Regions from separate parts of the Homo sapiens genome. Here region 1 is linked to region 2. A link is a contact called in ENCODE Hi-C or POLR2A ChIA-PET data. All regions are on one chromosome and are shown on one strand. Each heading gives the region's core, a stretch centred on a gene start or an enhancer-like site at or near the end of the contact. The rest is flanking DNA. Distances are from core to core; before and after follow the strand shown.

Region 1 (4,185 bases), core at 537-3,036, 190 kb before region 2:
CACTTTGGGAGGCCGACGCGGGCGGATCATGAGGTCAGGAGATCGGGACCATCCTGGCTAACATGGTGAAACCCCATCTATACTAAAAATACAAAAAAAAATTAGCCAGACGTGGTGGCGGGCGCCTGTAGTCCCAGCTACTCGGGAGGCTGAGGCAGGAGAATGGCGTGAACCCAGGAGATGGAGCTTGCAGTGAGCCGAGATCGTGCCAATGCACTCCAGCCTGGGCAACAGAGCGAGATTCCGTCTCAAAAAAAAAAAATAATAAAATAAAATAAAATAAAATAAATAAAATAAAATAAACAAATGCTGCTTTCTACCATCAAATGTGGTAAGATCAGGTGGAAATTAGATTTATACACATGAGTAACTCCTCATTCACCTGTCCTTCCGCATTTTGTACTAAGTTCCTTGAGCCCTACAAGGCCAAACATTTCACTCTTATAATCCTGGGAACAGTTTATTTCTTCATTCTTTCATTCATTCCTTGACATTACAACCTGCTTTAGAGAAGAAGCCTTTCCTAATGTTGTTCCCTTACACAGAAAACTTAGCACAGAGGTTCTGCCACCATTTTTGGATGAACAGATTAAAAATGGCACGTCTTTTGATCTGGAATATGCAGCACACTCCAGACAGGAGCAATCTAGGAACAGTGGCGACACCACACAACAAATGGCCCCCTGTGGAATGCCTTGTTCCCTATACAGCTAAACCCAAATCTTCCCCTAAGTAGTTTAAATTATTCTTAGCACCACTGATCCACGGGCCTGTTCACTAAAGCCGACTGTGCCGGAAAGGCGCGGCTGGATCACCACACAAGCACGTGGCAGCAATTCGCTTGCCACTCCCTTAGTAAAAAGGTCCAGGGTCAAATAAACCTGACGGTAAGACTGGACACCATTCACCAATGACCAGCCAGAGATGGACTCTAAGTGTCATGAAGGAGCTCCAGTGCTCTGTGAAGGGGGCTCTGACTCAGAGTCGCTTCATTATGGTAGAAGGTCACTGGCAAGAATCAAATAAAAACTGTATTTTTAAAATACAGTATCACCAGCCTGGACAACATGATGAAACCCCATCTCTACAAAAATCACAAAAATTAGCCGGGCATGGTGGTGCATGCCTGTAGTCCCATCTACTTGGGAGGCTGAGGCGGGAAGATTGCTTGAGCCCAGAAGACTGAAGCTATAGTGAGCCAAAACTGCACTACTGCACTCCAGCCTGGGCAACAGAATGAAACCCTGCCTAAAAAAAAACAAACAAACAAACAAAAAAAAAGGTAGATTTGAAATTAGGAAAAAAACCAGCACCTGTCCAACATTGCTGTTCCATCTCTTTCTTCTGCTTCGAGAATCATGAATATATTATTGTAAGCATGAATTAATCTTAATAAGGATAAAGGGTAGGAAAAAAAAAAATCTCACACCAAAATACCAGTATTCATAAGGTCCCAATGTTTTATGATGTTCACCTGCCATCTGTTCTCTGCCATGAGAAACTGAGGCAGGAAAGTCAGGGGGCTTCTTCCGAGGTCACAGGCTGAGCCACTGGTGGGGCAGCAGCTGGTATCTGAGCCTCTGACCTCTGCCCAAACATGCAATCAGGTCTCCTGGGTCTGTTTCAGGTGACCTATCAACTGAGTCTATCAATTCAGGAAAAGTCCTTTTGAATTCCAAAGAGTCATGAAAACACTTGTGGGCAACACCCTCAAATCCCCACACTCCTGACAGTGTCACAGATGCATGACTCTAGCACGAGAGGGGGAACTGAAACTGACTTTTACACTTGGCCCCCACCCTGCCCAGTGTGTCGATTCTGTGGGCTGGCAGGTTTCTGCCTGCAATTATTTTCTTTGTTTTTTTAAATTTTGTGTAGAGAAAGGGTCTTGCTATGTTTTTCAGGCTGGACTTAAACTCCTGGGCTCAACCAATCCTCTCACCTTGGCCTTCCAAGTAGCTGGGATAACAGGTGTGTGCCACCACGTCCAGTTTAAAATTATTTTCTCCATCAAGCTTTATTGTGATACAGTTACATTACCTACATTTTTTATAGGTAACACAGTGACATGGTTCAGAAGTGAACACCATGTAAAGGTAGACACAGAAGCCTTCCTCTCACCCCTATGCCCATTTGCCCCCTTCTGACTCCCTCAAAAAAACTGGCAGTTTTCTGTTACCTTCTGGAGATTTTTAAACACATATACATCAGTATACAGATGGGTGGCTTTTAAAACATGCATATACAACATTTTTTAGAAGTGTATTTTTTCTCACTCCCATTTTTCTGTTTTGTCCTTTAAGATAGGGTCTTGCTCTGTCACCCAGGTTGGTGTACAGGAGTGTGACCACAGCTCACTGCAGCCTCCACCTCTGGTGCTCAGGTGATTCTCCTGCCTCAAGCCTCCCAAGTAGCTGGGACTACAGGTGTCTGCCACCACACTTGGCTGATTTTTTGTATTTCTTGTAGAGACAGGGTTTCACCATGTTGCCCAGGCTGGTCTCGAACTACCGGACTCAAGCAATCCTTCTGCCTCAGCCTCCCAAAGTCCTGGGATTACAGGTGTCCAGCCCTCACCCCCATTTTTTACACAAATGGTTAAGATACTATACATACCATTCTGTACTTTTTTTCACCTGAAGATCTTGCCAAATCAATAGAAAACTTCTGCTTTTTTTCTTTATAGCCAAATCACATTTCATTAAAGTACCATAATTTTACAGGCATTTCAAGGGACTGTTTGCAATCTTTTGCTATTATAATGTTGCAGTGAATAATCTTATGCGCAAGTCATTTCACACACGGGCGAGTATAATTTGTAGAGCAATTTCCTCAGGGTGCACTTGCTAGGTCAAAGGGTATTATGTGTTATTATTTTGCCAGGCAGCGCCAAACTGGCTTCCATAGGAGTTGGGCCAATTTATACAGAAGTTTTTCTTTTAATTTTTGTAGTTCTTTTTAAATAAAAATTAATATATTCTATCTATTTTTAAAAATTCTAACCTTATGGAGGTTGCAGTGAGCTATTGTGCCACTGCACTCCAGCCTGTGTGACAAAGCAAGACTCTGTCTCAAAAAAAACAAAAACAAAACAAAAAATTCTAACCTTACAGAAATATAAGATATGGAAAGCCAAAGAACCAGTTACAAGTCCAGTGAATGCTCTTCATAAAGCATCTTCAAAGACCCTTTTGAGGTCAGGCACGGTGGCTTACGTCTGTAATCCCAGCACTCTGGGAGGCCAAGGTAGGAGGATCATTTGAGCCCAGGAGTTGGAGACCAGCCTGAGCAACATAGTGAGATCTCGTCGCAACCAATCAATCACTCAGTCAATCAATTAATCAATAAGCCAGGCGTGGTGGTGCATGCGCCTGTGATCCCAGCCCCAGCTACTTGGGAGGCTGAAGTGGGAGGATCTCTTGAGCCTAGGAGTTTGAGATCAGCCTGGGCAACATAGTGAAATCTTGTCTCTACTCAGAATGGAAAGAAAAAAAAAAAAAATCAGCCAGATGTCGTGGTACACACCTGTAGTCCCAGCTACTCAGGAAGCTGAGGTGGGAGGATTGCTTGAGCCCGGGAGATCGAGGCTGCAATGGGCTATAATTGTGCCACTGCACTCCTGCTGGCACTCGATCTGTACCCTCAGCCCCTTGGGAGAAGCTGGGGCACTGAAATCCAATTGGCACATTGATCGGTCATTTCCCGTTGGAGACTGAGGGAAGAGCCTTTGAGCACAGGGATTTCAACCCATAAGGGGCAGGACCTCCTAGGCATGGCAGGCTGGGGGTGAGGTTCAGGTAACGAAGGATGTGCAGCTGGTTTTCTAATACAGGCTACTAAAGACCAAGTCTGGTGAAGCCTTGGCTGGCAGGGGTAGTGCAGGAAGCAGAAGGCGATATCAGGATGGTGGCAAAGGGTAATAAAGGGCAGCCAGTGCTGCTTTACAGGAGAAAGTGAATTGTGGGCTTTCCCCAGTACATTCCTTTGAATCGTCTGCCCACACCACGACCACTCTCCTTCCCACTCAGAGCTGCTGCCTAGTTTGGTCTGAAGCACAGTATGCTAGAAACATTCAAGCTATCATCAAAAATCACCAGCAGCACAGCCCAGTCAGCACTCCTCTGTCTCAGCAAGAGCACACATCCAAAGAAACCAAAGAGCTGGCACCTCTACAGAGTCAGCGCC
Region 2 (4,466 bases), core at 1,313-3,812:
CTCTGGCTTGGTGGTTCTCTTGGTCATCCTCTATCCTGCTTGGGCGCCCCCACAGAAATGGCTTCCCACCTGGTTGGGGTCTGGGCATAGGATGAAAGCAAATATTTTACTGTGTGACAGTCCAAAAATTGCCCATCAGGATCACAGGGCACAACCAGCCACTCCGGTGCTGTCCAGGCCCCTTCCTGCCACTGCTGACCCTTCAAGTATGCTCTTCCCCTTCAATCAGTGAGGACGCTGCCCCACAGAAGGGACCAAGGGGCTTGCCAAAGGTCACTTTTCTGGGAAGATGCAGAGCTAGGCTGGTTTCAAACACCCGGCCTTTGACCCCGTGCTTTGTCTCAGCTCCTTCTATGACACCCCAGCCTTCTGGTACCCCAGTTCTACCAGACTGCCCTCAGCTGTCCTGTTGCTAAGGTTCCTCGGCATGACGCTGAGTCCGAGTCCTTAGCAGCCCTGTTGACCCTGGACGATGGAAACTTTTTTTTTTTGAGACGGAGTTTCACTCTTGTCCCCTAGGCTGGAGTGGAATGGTGCAATCTCAGCTCACTGCAACTTCTGCCTCCCGGGTTCAAGCAATTCTGCCTCAGCCTCCTGACTAGCTGGGATTACAGGCGCTCCACGCCACGCCCGGCTAATTTTTATATTTTTAGTAGAGATGGGGTTTCACCACGTTGGCCAGGCTGGTCTCGAACTCCTGACCTCAGTGATCTGCCCGCCTCGGCCTCCCAAAGTGCTGGGATTACAGGCTTGAGCCACTGCGCCCGGCCGATGGAAACTACTAAATGCAAGCGAACACGTCGGAGTGAATGAACTCCATCTCTGTGCCTGTGTGCAGGGAGGTGAACCCGAAATCAACATGGGAACTGGCGAAGGCCAGCCCAGCTCCCTTCAGGCCCAGACGGCACGACTTGGAATGCAGAGGCAGGATTAGTTCCTGTATCAGCCTGAGCCCTGGTTCTTATTTCATGTTCCCTTTTCAATCAGACAGAAGAAGGGTGGGTGTTTACGGCGGGCCAGACACAGCTGGGAGCCCTGCACTATTCCTGGCTGCCACTTGCCTTGCTGAGTGAGGCCAGGCTTGTCGCTCAACCTCACATGCCTGAGTTTCCTAATCGTCAGGCCAGAGACACGCACACTTACCCTGTCCTCCCCGGTCCGGGGCCCAGCAAAGGCATAGCAGTTGTGCTCCGTGTTAAACATGCAAATGGAGCCCCCAGAATAATCACACTGAGCACCAGGGCTTAGCTCAGAGACCAGGGACTCTTCTCTCTAAATACGGCTCAATTCTTCTGCAACATCTAGACCACAGGGGCCTGGCTTAGTGATGTGGGATTCTCAGCATCCATGACAAATGCAGACTGAATGCTGGTCAGACAGTCACACAAACGTATTAAAATGCTTTACCTCAGCTTTATTGGGATACAGTTCACATACCACACAACTCACCTATTTAAAGTACGGTTCTGGCTGGGTGTGGTGGCTCCTGCCTGTAATCCCAGCACTTTGGGAGGCCAAGGCGGGCAGATCACCTGAAGTCAGGAGTTCAAGACCAGCCTGGTCAACATGGCGAACTCCTGTCTCTACTGAAAAAAATACAAAAATTAGCAGGGCATGGTGGCACACGCCTGTAATCCCAGTTACTCAGGAGGCTGAGGCAGGTGAATCACTTGAACCTGAGAGGTAGAGGTTACAGTGAGATTGCACCACTGCACTCCAGCCTGGGTGACAAAGACTCCATTTAAAAAAAAAAAAAAAAGTGTACGGTTCTGGCCGGTGCAGTGGCTCCTGCCTGTAATCCCAGCACTCTGGGAGACCGAAGTGGGAGGATCTTGGGCTCAGGAGTTTGAGACCAGCCTGGGCAACATAGTGAGACCCCATCTCTACAAAAAAACTTAAAAATTAGCCAGGCATAGGCCAGACTCAGTGGCTCATGCCTGTAATCCCAGCACTCTGGGAGGCTGAGGCAGGTGGATCACAAGGTCAGGAGTTCAAGACCAGCTTGGCCAAGAGGGAGAAACCCTGTCTCTACTAAAAATACAAAAATTAGCTGAGTGTGATGGCGGGCGCCTGTAACCCCAGCTACTCGGGAGGCTGAGTCAGAGAATTGCTTGAACCCGGGAGGCAGAGGTTGCAGTGAGCCGAGATTGTGCCACTGCACTCCAGCCTGGGTGACAGAGTGAGACTCCATCTCAAAAAGCTAACAACAACAACAAAAATTAGCTGGGCGCGGTGGCACATTCTCGTCATCCCAGCTACTCAGGAGAATGAGGTGGGAGGTCGAGGCTGCAGCGAGCCCTGATCGTGCCACCGCACTCCAGCTGGGCGACAGTGAGTCCCTGTCTCACAAAATAAAAGCAAATAGAAAGTGTACGGTTCTATGGTTTTAGTATATTCACAGATACGTACAATCACCTTGGCCCAGTTGGGCTCTAGAATAAAGTAACCATAGACCGGATGCCTCGTCAACCACAGAAACCAATCCTTCACAGTTCTGGAGGCTGGAAGTCCAAGATGAAGGCGCCCACAGTTTCTGCGTGGTGAGGGCCACCTCCTGGTTCACAGAAGCGCCTCCTCGCTGTGCGGTCATGTGACGGAGGCCGGAAGGCAGGTCCCACAGCCTCTGGGGAAGGAGAGCCCAGAGTAGCTGAGGAACTGGGGTGCCCACACCAGCCTGCTGGGGGCTTCAAATGTTCTTTTAGGAGTGACAAGGGAATCGACCTGCCCAGCTCTGCAGCCCTGGGGGCCACAGAGGACCGGGGCACAGCCGGCGCCTCTGCTCAGGGCTCCGGCCTCCATCTCTGGGAGCGAGCACCCGTGGATGCCTCACTCCACCCAGGGTCACTGTCGCGCAGCAGCAGCTTTCCAGAAGGCAGCCGGCCATTGACGAGTGACCAGGCGGAGACGGTGAAGGCCAGAAGTTCCTCCAGAGGCCGCGTGCCAGCCCCTCGCCTGTGAGGGGGGCCTGGGTCTCCGGGCTCCCCAGGACGGTGCTTCCTCTTGCAGCTGGGCCTGGAGGCCGGAGAGGGTCATGTGAGCCCTCCTGGGCGGGCGGTGCCTCTACGGCTGTGACCTTGAGCAAGTCCCCCTCCTCTCAGGTCTCGGTTTCCTAGGACATGGAGTGGGGACGGAGGTGGTTCCTCACCTCACGAGATTGCGGAGGCACGTGAAGCCGATGGTCCTGAGCTTCTGGACAAGTGCCCAGCCCAGAGTAAGCGCTTAGCAAATCCGAGTGATTCGGCGGCACCACTGAGCCTCGGTTTCCTCATCTGCAAGACAGGGTTACGCTTTCCTCACAGGGAGGAGGGTTCCGGGGGGTCATCAGGCAAGGCCCTCAGCACAGAACCGCCAATAGCTAACACCTATTATTGACCTTGTTGTAACAGGATGATAAAATGGTTTTCTTGACTGGGCGCCACGGCTCATGCCTGTAATCCCACCACTTTGGGAGGCCAAGGCAGGAGGATTACTTGAGCCCAGGAGTGGAGACCAGCCTGGGCAACATAGTAAGACCCTGATCTCTACAAAAAATAGAAAAAATTAGCCCAGCGTGATGGGGCATGCCTGTAATCCCAGCTCCTCCGGAGGCTGAGTCAGGAGGATTGCTTGAGCCCAGGAGTTCAAGGCTGCAGTGAGCTGTGATTGCACCACTGCACTCCAGCCTGGGTCACACAGCGAGACCCGATCCCTGCCCCACCCCCCACCGCCCAAAAAGCTTTTATTTGCTGCCCCAATTTTAGCTGAGACTTTGAGAGGACAAAACAATACAAGGGGTGAGGTCCCCCACCCCACAGGCCATCTTGCTGGACATGCTTTGAGGCTGTGCAGCGCCGTGGCCGGCATCTGTCCCGGGCCCACTTGGTATAAATGAGGCAGATAGATGAGGTGGGTGGAAGAAAGGCCCCTGGCCGAGCTGCTCATGTGGACCACGTGTCCCTTGGAGGGTGGGCTGCCTCCTTCCTGGTTGCAGCCTGACCGAGGTGGGCAGCCAGTGCCTAAGGTTTGATCCGTGTTAACCGCAATCACTGTCATTGGACTCATCATCAAAAGCATAGGTGCGGCCGGGTGCGGTGGCTCACGCCTATAATCCCAGCACTTTGAAAGGCCGCGGCGGGTGGATCACCTGAAGTGAGGAGTTCGAGACCAGCCTGGCCAACATGGTGAAACCCCATCTCTACTAAAAATACAAAAATTAGCCAGGGTGGTGGCAGGCTCCTGTAATCTCAGCTACTCAGGAGGCTGAAGTAGGAGAATTGCTGGAACCCGGGAGGCGGAGGTTGCAGTGAGCCGAGATTTCGCCATTGCACTCCAGCCCAGGCAAAAACAGCGAGACTCTGTCCCAAAAAAAAGGCATAGGTACATGTGGCTCCTGGAGTCAGAACTGTGGCTGGCCGCCTGCCTCCTTGGCAGGCAGTCACCTTCCCGGAGCTGCAGAACTTTTTCATCCTACAAATCTGAAACTACAC

The links. A loop is a pair of places that touch in the nucleus more often than their neighbours do. ChIA-PET counts read pairs that join two places held with the same protein, here RNA polymerase II (POLR2A). Pooled maps may share reads with other maps.
Region 1: a loop to region 2 is called in a pooled map, with 2.2 times the contacts of the local background. The contact joins two enhancer-like sites. A Hi-C loop is called at or near these places in 1 of 50 pooled maps. POLR2A ChIA-PET finds 5 or more read pairs at or near these places in 3 of 52 experiments (activated B cell, activated CD4-positive, alpha-beta T cell and activated CD8-positive, alpha-beta memory T cell).

Annotation. Positions count from the first base shown.
Region 1 is chr9:131,439,217-131,443,401 of GRCh38, reverse strand. The region is part of intron 5 of PRRC2B (proline rich coiled-coil 2B); the gene reads right to left. Among named protein-coding and RNA genes, the nearest start is that of SNORD62A, 44 kb to the left of the region's middle. Within about 2 kb of position 1,786, at least 3 of the 41 ENCODE cell types and tissues checked have a DNase peak (open chromatin) inside an H3K27ac peak, as active enhancers do.
Region 2 is chr9:131,250,852-131,255,317 of GRCh38, reverse strand. No RefSeq gene overlaps it. Among named protein-coding and RNA genes, the nearest start is that of FAM78A, 23 kb to the left of the region's middle. RefSeq lists enhancers at 935-1,436, 2,632-2,681 and a silencer at 2,388-2,704. Within about 2 kb of position 2,562, at least 19 of the 41 ENCODE cell types and tissues checked have a DNase peak (open chromatin) inside an H3K27ac peak, as active enhancers do.